Linked DNA regions of Homo sapiens: region 2 is linked to region 1. A link is a contact called in ENCODE Hi-C or POLR2A ChIA-PET data. All regions are on one chromosome and are shown on one strand. Each heading gives the region's core, a stretch centred on a gene start or an enhancer-like site at or near the end of the contact. The rest is flanking DNA. Distances are from core to core; before and after follow the strand shown.

Region 1 (4,687 bases), core at 88-2,587:
AAGGCTCTCTTCTCCGGTCATGCGGGAGGGTCTACCCATAGACTTCTGGGAAGGCCAGATGTGAGGGAGGCCAGGGAGTTAATAGGTAATGCCCCCAAACAGCTCTCAACCCATGACTAATGGAGATTTGAGAATGAGTATCTCAGCTCCCCTTGTTCTTGGGGGCAGCAATGATGTAAGGCCTATGTTCTACGCTGGCTCCCAGAATCCCCAGCAGGATTTGGTCCCAATGGCCCACAGTGGTAGCTTGCTTGATGACACTTCCTTTATTGGCTGCTTTCCTTGTCTCCTTGCCACTGCTGGTGTTTCTTGGCCTCACCTCCCATACTAACTATATGCATGTATATCTTTGTCCAGGTCTGCTTTGGGGGAAACTAAGATAAGCACTGTCCATGAAAGGGGGACAAGGCAGTGAGCAGACACAGACAACTGCAAGGACCTCTTCCCACAGGTACCACTGACCTGTACAAATGGGCCCTCAGCTTGAAGACTTAGCTAATACTCTGAATGCTCAGAAGATAGGCAGGGCCAAGGTCTGGGCCTGAGGTAGGTGGGCCCCTGTCACACTAGTTTGCTCTTGCTTGACCCCAGAATTGGTTAGAGGCAAGCTCAGGATACTAAAAATTGATAGTTATAATGTGCCTTGGGTCCCAGAGTAGCCCAGGTCTCTCAGGCCCTACAGGATGAGGCCAGAGTGACCCACTGGGAGGTCCCCTGGCCTCTGACTCTTCCAGCACATTCTCTGCTCAGTATCACTCCTTCCAGGAATTCTCCCCACCCAGGTTTGTAGAAGGGCCAGTGCCTTCTGTTCCTCCACCCCCGCTAGCCTCAGTGTACACTGTAAGACCTATTCCTGCTTTATGCCCAGGTAAGGGCGCCCCAGGCTGCCCCCACACGACAGAGGCCCAGGCCATGTCCCCAGTGGCCTCCAGGGGGCGCCGCCGGGAAGCCTGTAATTGGGCTCCTGGGAGCTCCGCGGAGGTGGGCAGGCGCCGGCCCCTCAAGCCCTCGGGTTCGGCTGGCCTGCTCGACACAGCCTGCGCACCCAGGCTGGGTCGGGCTCAGAACTGCCCCTTGCCATACACGTGTTGTGTCGCTCGCCGCTGCCTCATTTCTACTCTTGCCCGAGGTCGGACGCTAAATTCTGTCAGGCCCAGTGTCCAAGTGTCCGTTTATCTGTCCGTTTGCATATGACCGTAGATCGGCACGCCCTGCTCCAGCTGCGGCATGTGCAGGGTTAAGGCGAGAGGAGGTTTCCCTGAGTCGGAGGGGGAGGGGGGCGAGGGGCGGACCTGGCCCAGCCCCGCCCCGCGCCGGAGCAGTGCCGGAGCCCCGCCAGAGCCCGACTTCAGCCCCAGCCAGATCCCGCGTCAACGGAGGCGGAACGGCGGACCCCGTACCCTGGCAGCATCGGAGCACCGGCGGGTGAGTCCCGCGGGAACCGCGCTCAGGGGAAGTTTGGGGCGCGGGGTGTAGAACCCCAAGCGCGTTAGCCCAGACCCGCCCCCCACATCCTTGAGCTGGAAGTTTGGGGCCAAGAGGCCCTCCTGCCAGGGGTCCAGGAGTGTAGCCACCAAGAGAAAGGGGTGGCTGGAGAACTTGGGGATCTCCTGCGAGGGAACCCAGAAGTCCAGCTGCCCATTCCTGGTGGAAACGCCCTGGACTCAGACCCTGGAGTCCTGTGGTCATGAGATTTCTCCAACGGCCCCCCGCCCCAACCCCACTTCTGGACACCAGGGAATCTGGCTTCTGGGGGGGTTTGGAATGGGCAAACTCCTGAGGGGGGACCTCGAGAGGAGAGTGTGGAACCCTGGTGTTTAGTCCTCCCCCTAGTCTGAAACACACCCTGACTCTGGTCTTTTACTAGTGGGAATGGTTTAAATTAACCCTGTGGAATGGCCCCCAGGATGTTGTAAGGATACTCTGGAGTCTGACCCCTGACAGCAGGCGTGGGGACCCCCAGGCTGCCCAGGGCACCCTGGAAGCCAGTAAGGACTCCCCTCATGCAGGACCAGCGTGAGGCTTGTTGAGGGGAAAGGAAGGGTCCTGGATGGAGAGTCCTGTTCTAGTCACCTTACTACTGCCCTCCTAGACCCAGATTTGACCCAGTTGCTGAGTGGTTTGGGTAGTGGGTGAGAAGGAGAATCCTTCATGCCTCCATGGGAAAGGGGAAAGGCTCCTGGGTACCTGGGGCCTGCCCTCCTTCCCACTCCAGGAGGGCCTCCACAGTGGTGTGCTAGCCAGAGGGGTTGGGTTCTCCCCCTGCCTTTCCCACCAGTGATTTTGGGCCAGCCCTGCCCTTAGCTACAGGCTGCTTATTTGTTTCCTGAGGGGCCGGTCAGTGCCCTGACCCCTGTTTTCCCTCTTTCCTCCAGGTGAAGGCAAGGTCCCTGGACTGGTCATATACCTCTTGTGGCCCTGGCAGAATCAAGATGAGGCCCTGTCATGCCTCCCCAGTGAGGCCTACAGTCTGAGCAGACAGCATGGCCTGCCACTGGCAGTGAACACCATGTCTGCAGGAGGTGGCCGGGCCTTTGCTTGGCAAGTGTTCCCCCCCATGCCCACTTGCCGGGTCTATGGCACAGTGGCACACCAAGATGGGCACCTGCTGGTGTTGGGGGGTTGTGGCCGGGCTGGACTGCCCCTGGACACTGCTGAGACACTGGACATGGCCTCGCACACATGGCTGGCACTGGCACCCCTGCCCACTGCCCGGGCTGGTGCAGCTGCGGTAGTTCTGGGCAAGCAGGTGCTAGTGGTGGGTGGTGTGGATGAGGTCCAGAGCCCGGTAGCTGCTGTAGAGGCCTTCCTGATGGATGAGGGCCGCTGGGAGCGTCGGGCCACCCTCCCTCAAGCAGCCATGGGGGTTGCAACTGTGGAGAGAGGTGAGTGGCCTCCCAAGGAAGGCACTTCAGGTACCCTAACACCTTTTATTATTTCCTGACTTAGTCCCTTACCCTCAGAGACTGAACAAGAGCTGTAATTTTTACATGGGTGCCCAGGATGTGGCCTTGTCCCCTGTATCCTTTCCAACCTAGATTTGAGCTGCTGCCTTCTATTAACTGCCTTTTCTGGCTAAGGTGGGAGGCAGAGCCCAAGCCGATCCCAGGATGATGGGAGACCCCAGCCATGTTCCTGCCCCACTCCTCATTTCTAAGAGATGGGGGTGGGATGGCCTAATGACTCCCAGGGTTATAAATAGTCTGGGGTGGGGGAGAGGAGTAGGGCCTTGGCTCAGAGCCTGTGCTTAGACTTCCTGCCCCACCCCCAACCCTTCCCACACGCCAGGGAGCCTGATATGGACAAAGGCCAAGCTGATCTGGGATGGTTGCCATGGAAGCCCCCAGCTGACTGGCCCATTACCCTAAGGCCCCCAGACATGTCGTAGCTGACTCTGAGGGTTTAACAGAGGGCAAGAACCTACTATAATGAAAGAGTGTCACACAGAGGTGCTGGCAGGGATCCTGGGGCAGAAGGCTTGTGGACAGTATCTTTACCCAGCAGACCCAAGCCATTCCTCTCCCAGCCCCATCTCCAACTCCAGCTGGTCCCCAGTCCTCCTCCCCAGACTGAGCTCTGTGCTAAGCAGATCCCCATGTTTCTTACCCCTGGCTTAAGCCATCCCCCCATCTTCCTCCCCGAGGGGAGTCCCCACCTTGTGGCCTCCAGGTCTGACCACCAGCCCAGGCCAGCCCTGCTTGGATGCCAGACTCTGTTGCCATAGCATCTCCAGGGAGACAGAGTCGGATTATAATTAGATCGGCTGCCTCCTGCTCTTTACTCGGAGGGGCCCTGGCCAGAGTAGGAATCCCAGATCTCCCAGCCCCCACTGCAGGCAGGTAGTAGAGTGTCTGTTGCTGGGGAGGGATGCTATAAACACATGGGTCTCCAGCCACCCCCAGGACTTACCAGGGCAGCTGTCAGGGTGGGGTACCCTGGCAGGCTGAGGTACAATCTGAACTACTCTTTTCTATGCAGATGGTATGGTGTATGCTCTGGGGGGAATGGGCCCTGACACGGCCCCCCAGGCCCAGGTACGTGTGTATGAGCCCCGTCGGGACTGCTGGCTTTCGCTACCCTCCATGCCCACACCCTGCTATGGGGCCTCCACCTTCCTGCACGGGAACAAGATCTATGTCCTGGGTAAGGGCCTGGGGAATGTGGGAAGGGGGCTCAGAGTCTAGAAATCCTCATCCTCATAGGTTGGCTGGGATAGGGATCAGGCTCAGTCCAGGATGGCAAAACAAGAGAAGCTTTGTTGGGGTGATCCATGCCTGCTCTGAGGCTCTGACCCCTGGTGGTCTTGCTGTGGTTGGAAAACCAAACCCCAGTACCTGAGGGACTGTAGGGTGGATGATTCATGTGCAAGTGTGCACACAGCAGGATGTGGGAGGCTGAGGCAGGCAGATTAGCAACCTAGTGAGCAAGGAGCCCACCAAGCCTCCTGGGCTCCTTCCCAGGTACCCCAATTCCATTGACAGGGGGCCGCCAGGGCAAGCTCCCGGTGACTGCTTTTGAAGCCTTTGATCTGGAGGCCCGTACATGGACCCGGCATCCAAGCCTACCCAGCCGTCGGGCCTTTGCTGGCTGCGCCATGGCTGAAGGCAGCGTCTTTAGCCTGGGTGGCCTGCAGCAGCCTGGGCCCCACAACTTCTACTCTCGCCCACACTTTGTCAACACTGTGGAG
Region 2 (4,857 bases), core at 1,542-4,041, 2.8 Mb after region 1:
TGGGCCACAGCACGTCTGCATCGAGGGCTCCTAACTCTCCTGCCCAATCCCTTCTCTGGAGATGCTCACTCTCCTAACTAGCCAGGCCTTCATAAGAACTGCCCCAGCATCTTGGACACATGTGCCCAGCCTCTTGGCCTCCCAGCCTCCCGGGATAGCCAATCATCTACAGTTGGGAGAGGAGGAGGGGAGTGGGAAGCCTCAGGTGAGCATCCTGGGGTCCACAAGTTCCAGCCTCTGGCTTCTTGATTCAGATCTGCCACATAGACAAAGTGCCAGGAAGGGAAAGGCAGCTCTGACAAGTTGGCAGGTGCCAGAAATGCTACAGCTTCCATACACCATCATTAGGCAGCCCCCAGGAGTCTTCGGAACCAAGGGAAACCAAGTCAAGCCCGGGCCCAGGCTGGGCTCCAGGAGAAAGGCCACAGCCTCATGGTACCCATCCCCTCACTCTCTCATCTACATTGAGAAAGGCCTCTAGCTTCCAATCTCCATGCTGAAAACTGTATGCTTACTCTGCTGCTCAACAGCCACCCATGGCTGCCCAGTCCCCAAAGAATAAAGCCTGAACTCCACAGACAGGCCATCAAGGACCTTCATGATCCAGCCCCTGTCTCTCTTGTCTCATCTCCACCCCATCCTTCACACATGCCAGGCTGCAGAACACACTTAGCACCTCCAGCCCTTCGGGCCTTTCTCCAGGCTTACCTCAGCTCAAAACGCCCATCCTCCCCACTCTCTGTCAAAATCCTTCTCAAACGCCACCTCCTCTGTGAAGCCCTCCGCAGGCTTCCAAGTCAGATGTGATCACTCAGGCCTCTGTGCCCCTCAAAGATGTTGCTGCAACTCAAAGAAGTCCCCGCTGGGCATTTCTGAGCCTGTCTTTCCACTATACACAGAGCTCCAGAAAGAGGAAATTTGAGACAAGACCAGGGTCAGTGTGCAGGGAGAAGAGTTAAGGTTCATGGGGCCTGGGGACATTTGGAACCAAAGATGGGGCTGAGGGTCCCGGAGGAGTAATGAGAGTAGAGTGAGAAGACCCAGACATGAGGGCCAGCCACATGGGCAGAGGTAGGACCTGCCTGGACAGGATTCCTGGTTCCTTTCTCAGCATCCCCAGCCCTACTCCTGCCGTTTTACCAGGACTAGGAGCTCCCTAGGTATGCTGCTGGGGTGGGGGATTTGGGCTGTGCTTTAGGTTTTCAGAGGGTGGGAGCAGAGTGGGTCTCCTCATGGAAGAGGGGGACTGGAAGAAGGGCTGGGGGGTGGGGTACGTTTCACAGAGTCGAGTTGGGCTCAGCCTGTCACAGCTGGAAAGGTCTTACCAATCACAAGAGGGGCTCGCGGCCCAGAGAGGAAGGGAAATGTTTGTAAGGCTACATGGGAGACAACTGGCAGAGCTGGAGAACCCAGGGGTCTACCTGTGCAGCTCAGAGCTCTTTCCTCAAGATGTCAGCGCCACTGGGCAATGGTGATGGAGGCTGGAGGGGCAGCAGTGATGGGAGTAGGGAGGGTGGACAGCCTGTCTGGGGACACAGGGTGGGGCAAGCCAGCCTCCTCGTGGCCTGGGCCTGCCAGGGTGTGTGGGCTGCCTGCTCCCAGCCCCCCACCCTGAGCATGCAAGAAGAACAATCCCCTTGTGTTTGGGCAGCCTGAGCCTGCATGCTGATGAAGGCTAGGGGGTGGGGGCTGGGATGGGGGTGCCCTGGAGGTTGAGGGGGCTCCAGGACCTGGGAAGACCAGGGGATTTTTTCAGATGGGGAAAGAATAGGGTCCCAGGTACTGGTCCTGAGGCAATGAGGGTGACCCAGGGAACAGGGAGGGCAGGAGCTCAGCTCCTAGGGAGTTCATGGATTGTAAGAGCCTTTGTGGCGGAAGGCAAGCCCCTGGGGACACATGTCCTGCTGGTTCAGCACGAACATGAGCATCCTGGGCTTGGTGGGGAGAAAGGAATGCAACTGGCCCTGGGTGCATCATCACCTTGGAGACCACTCCCCTGGGTGCTGGGGCCGGGTGGGGCACTGGGTGCCACAGGTCTCAAGATGGCGGGCCAGGGATAGGGGAGAGAGGAGGCGGGCACCTCCCTCTCCTGGCCAGGCAGGCATGAGGGCCAGGCTGAAGTGAGTAGCAGAGCCTCCCACCCCCACCCCCCAGGACCCCAGCCAAGAAGCTAGGTCAGAGCTGAAGGGCTGAAGAGCTATGGGGCAAGAGGGACCACTCTGAGCCCCCAGCTGTCATCTCCATACACCCCTGGCCTGGAGGTCTGTATCTGGCTCCCCCAACGACTGCGGAGGATGGGAAGGAGTGTGTGCCCAGCCAGGAGCTACAGGGGAGTGGCAAGTGAGGGCAGAGATGGAGCAGAACCAGAACCCAGGGCAGGAGTCAGAGAGAGGAGCAGGCGCAAAGGACAGAAACAGCGAGTGGGATGGGGGCCTCAAATCTGGGATCTAAGGTCCAGGAAGCCCCTCCCTGGTGCCAAGGGCGCCTCTGGCAGACCAGCGCCTCCCACCTGTGCAGGCCTCAGCGGTGTGGGACAGAGAACGTGTTCCTCGCAGTCTCACAAACCTGCGACCCCAACCGAGGGATCTGGGCGCGGGCTCCCTGCCCCCGGGCGAACCCCCAAACTTCGCGGCCCGCCGTGCCCCGCCCGGCCCGCGCCCTACCTCGCTGGGGCTGTCCTGCGGCGGCGGCGGCGGCGGCACGGCGGCTGGGCCGCTCAGTCCCACATTGTCCCCGGGAGAGGCGGCCGCTCACAACTGCGAGTGACATCAGCTGCGAACAATGAGGGGTTTGACAGGCGCGGAGCCCGGCCGGCCCGGAGCCCGGCTCCGCGCCCCCCCCCCACCCCCCGGCCCGCCCGGCCCGGCCCCTCCCCGCCCCCTCCCCGGATCCGATTACAGAGCGGCGGGCCCGCCCCAGCCGCCCCAGTGCCGCAGCCGCCCGCCCCGCCCCGCGCGCCGCGGTGCGCCCCGAGCGGCGGCCGCTTCCTGGAGGGCTCGGGCGACCCTTCCCCTGCCACTCCCAGAGCCCCACGGGTTGGGGGTAGGGGCGTCCGGCCTGAAGCCCGGTCCCCAGCCACGGCCTTCCCCGCACCGCCCGCGCTGCGCCCGGCTCCAAGCCCCTCCGCTCCCGCCAGGCCAGTCCTTCCGGCCCGGGCCGCCCGCCCGGCGCCTCTGCCGAGCCCCCTGCACCCCCATCCCCGCCTTGGCCCCGCCAGCCCCGGCTCCGCCTCGCTCCCGGCCCGCGTCCCTCCGAGCTCCGGCTGGGACCCTGCGCCCCGCCTAGCTCCCGGCTCTGCTCGCTGCGCGCCATCCTCCGCTCGGGCTTGCGCCCACCAAGACCCGCTCTCCTCGGCCACCCACAGCTGCATGGCCCGGCCCTCGTCCGCGCAGGACAGGCTGGAGGAGGGGCCTGAGAGCCGTGTGGCCCTGTGCACCCGATCCTGTGATAACCCCAAATCTACCCCCGGAATTCCTTTTGGGGATAGGGTCGCAAGGAACGGGCTCCGTTGAGTCTTTTACTGGGGAAGGGATACTAGTGGGGGTGATGAACTGTTCTCAAGTCCGCTGGGCACCCCCCGCCCTCGGGGAAGCAACTATTCCTTCCCCCCCACTCCTCCATAATCGGCTCAGCCTGGTCCCACTGACCTCCACCTCCCCCCACAGCTGAGTCTCTTGGCACCTGGGTATGTGTGGGTGGGGAGGGGAATCCAATCTCCCTTCCTCTCCATCTGGCCTGGTGGACAAAGGGCAGGGGGACCATCTGGTCCCGCCGGGGTGGGGGAGGGGCCCACAGTGTTGGTCCCAGGGGTGGGGGAGGGGCGGCGCTCTTTAGAAGCAGGAGCCGGTGGGGTCTAATTGCATCACTTTATTTCACCGACCTCCACTCTGGCTCCCACCCCACAAGCCTCAGAGCAGGAAACAAGCTTGGCTGAGATGCCTCAGGCCTGGTAACCTGAGGTGTAGAGCACCCAGAAGGAAGGGTAAAAGCAGGGGGCAAAGCGGTGGCCCTCCCTTTCTGGGGGTCACTTCTGGGCTGGGGCCAGCTGAAACCTGTGTCCAAGTAGCTTTCAGGGCTGGCCACACCCTAAGCCTTGCAAAAGGGCCTCCTGCAAGGGCTGGCCCATGGGGTCCCCACCTTCCCAGCCAGTGAGGTTAGCATGGTTAGGAGTCCACATGTGTGCAAGTGCTTGTGTGGAGGCTCATGTATGCATGTGTGTATATGCAAAGCTGCACATGACAATGTGCATGCCAGTCCAGAGTTAGATGTACCTATGCAGTTGCCCTCAAGCGAAGGGTCATATTTGGAAACAAGGATGGCTCTAAACATGTAAGCGTGCATGTGGGCATGTATGTATCTGGGGCCTAAGGAGGTGGGGAAGTGGGTGTTGGGGTAAGGGCTGGCCTTCAGGGCATTTGCAGAAGGAGGAGTGGGTGGGAGGGAAAGGCTGGGCAGAGCAGGGGAAGGAGTGAAAGCCAGGCAGGAAAGTGGAAGAACAGGAGAAGCTCATGTAATGGATTACCCTCCACAGGATTATGTTCCTTGATTCCTGAGAGTTTTTTCTCTTGATTTTACCCCCTCAGTCTATCACTGCAAGAGAAAGAGGTAGAAAAGACAAACAGACCACAAAAGACAAGAACCCAGACATATAGACAGACGCACCTGTTGCATGTGCATGAGCCAGAGCCTGGGAGAGAAGAGAGAGCGTGCAAGAGAGAGCTCAGAGCAGGCAGGCAGCCCACCCCCTGCAGCAGTGCTGGGCTTCACTGGAGCCCCTGCAGGAAGTCCAGCAGCCCTGTATGCCACTCCTCTGGTTTGTCCAGGTAACAGGGGTGCCCCGCCCCCTTCATGATCAGC

The links. A loop is a pair of places that touch in the nucleus more often than their neighbours do. ChIA-PET counts read pairs that join two places held with the same protein, here RNA polymerase II (POLR2A).
Region 2: a map of ovary shows a loop between it and region 1 (16-fold over the local background). The contact joins the promoter of PCBP4 here to the promoter of KLHDC8B in region 1. A Hi-C loop is called at or near these places in 1 of 168 maps with a recorded cell type or tissue (ovary). POLR2A ChIA-PET finds 5 or more read pairs at or near these places in 1 of 52 experiments (H1).

What each region holds. Positions count from the first base shown.
Region 1 is chr3:49,170,261-49,174,947 of GRCh38, forward strand. It overlaps KLHDC8B (kelch domain containing 8B), which reads left to right and starts at 1,338. Exons shown (of 6, transcript NM_173546.3): 1 at 1,338-1,425; 2 at 2,376-2,885; 3 at 3,979-4,143; 4 at 4,482-4,687. The coding sequence starts at 2,510. RefSeq lists silencers at 864-1,033, 1,254-1,353.
Region 2 is chr3:51,964,663-51,969,519 of GRCh38, forward strand. It overlaps PCBP4 (poly(rC) binding protein 4), which reads right to left and starts at 2,792. Exons shown (of 14, transcript NM_001174100.2): 1 at 2,664-2,792. It overlaps ABHD14B (abhydrolase domain containing 14B), which reads right to left. Exons shown (of 4, transcript NM_001146314.2): 4 at 3,853-4,857. The coding sequence ends at 4,764. RefSeq lists enhancers at 1,071-1,634, 1,635-2,196, 3,323-3,886, 3,887-4,448 and silencers at 2,482-2,751, 2,852-2,961, 2,972-3,251, 3,282-3,361.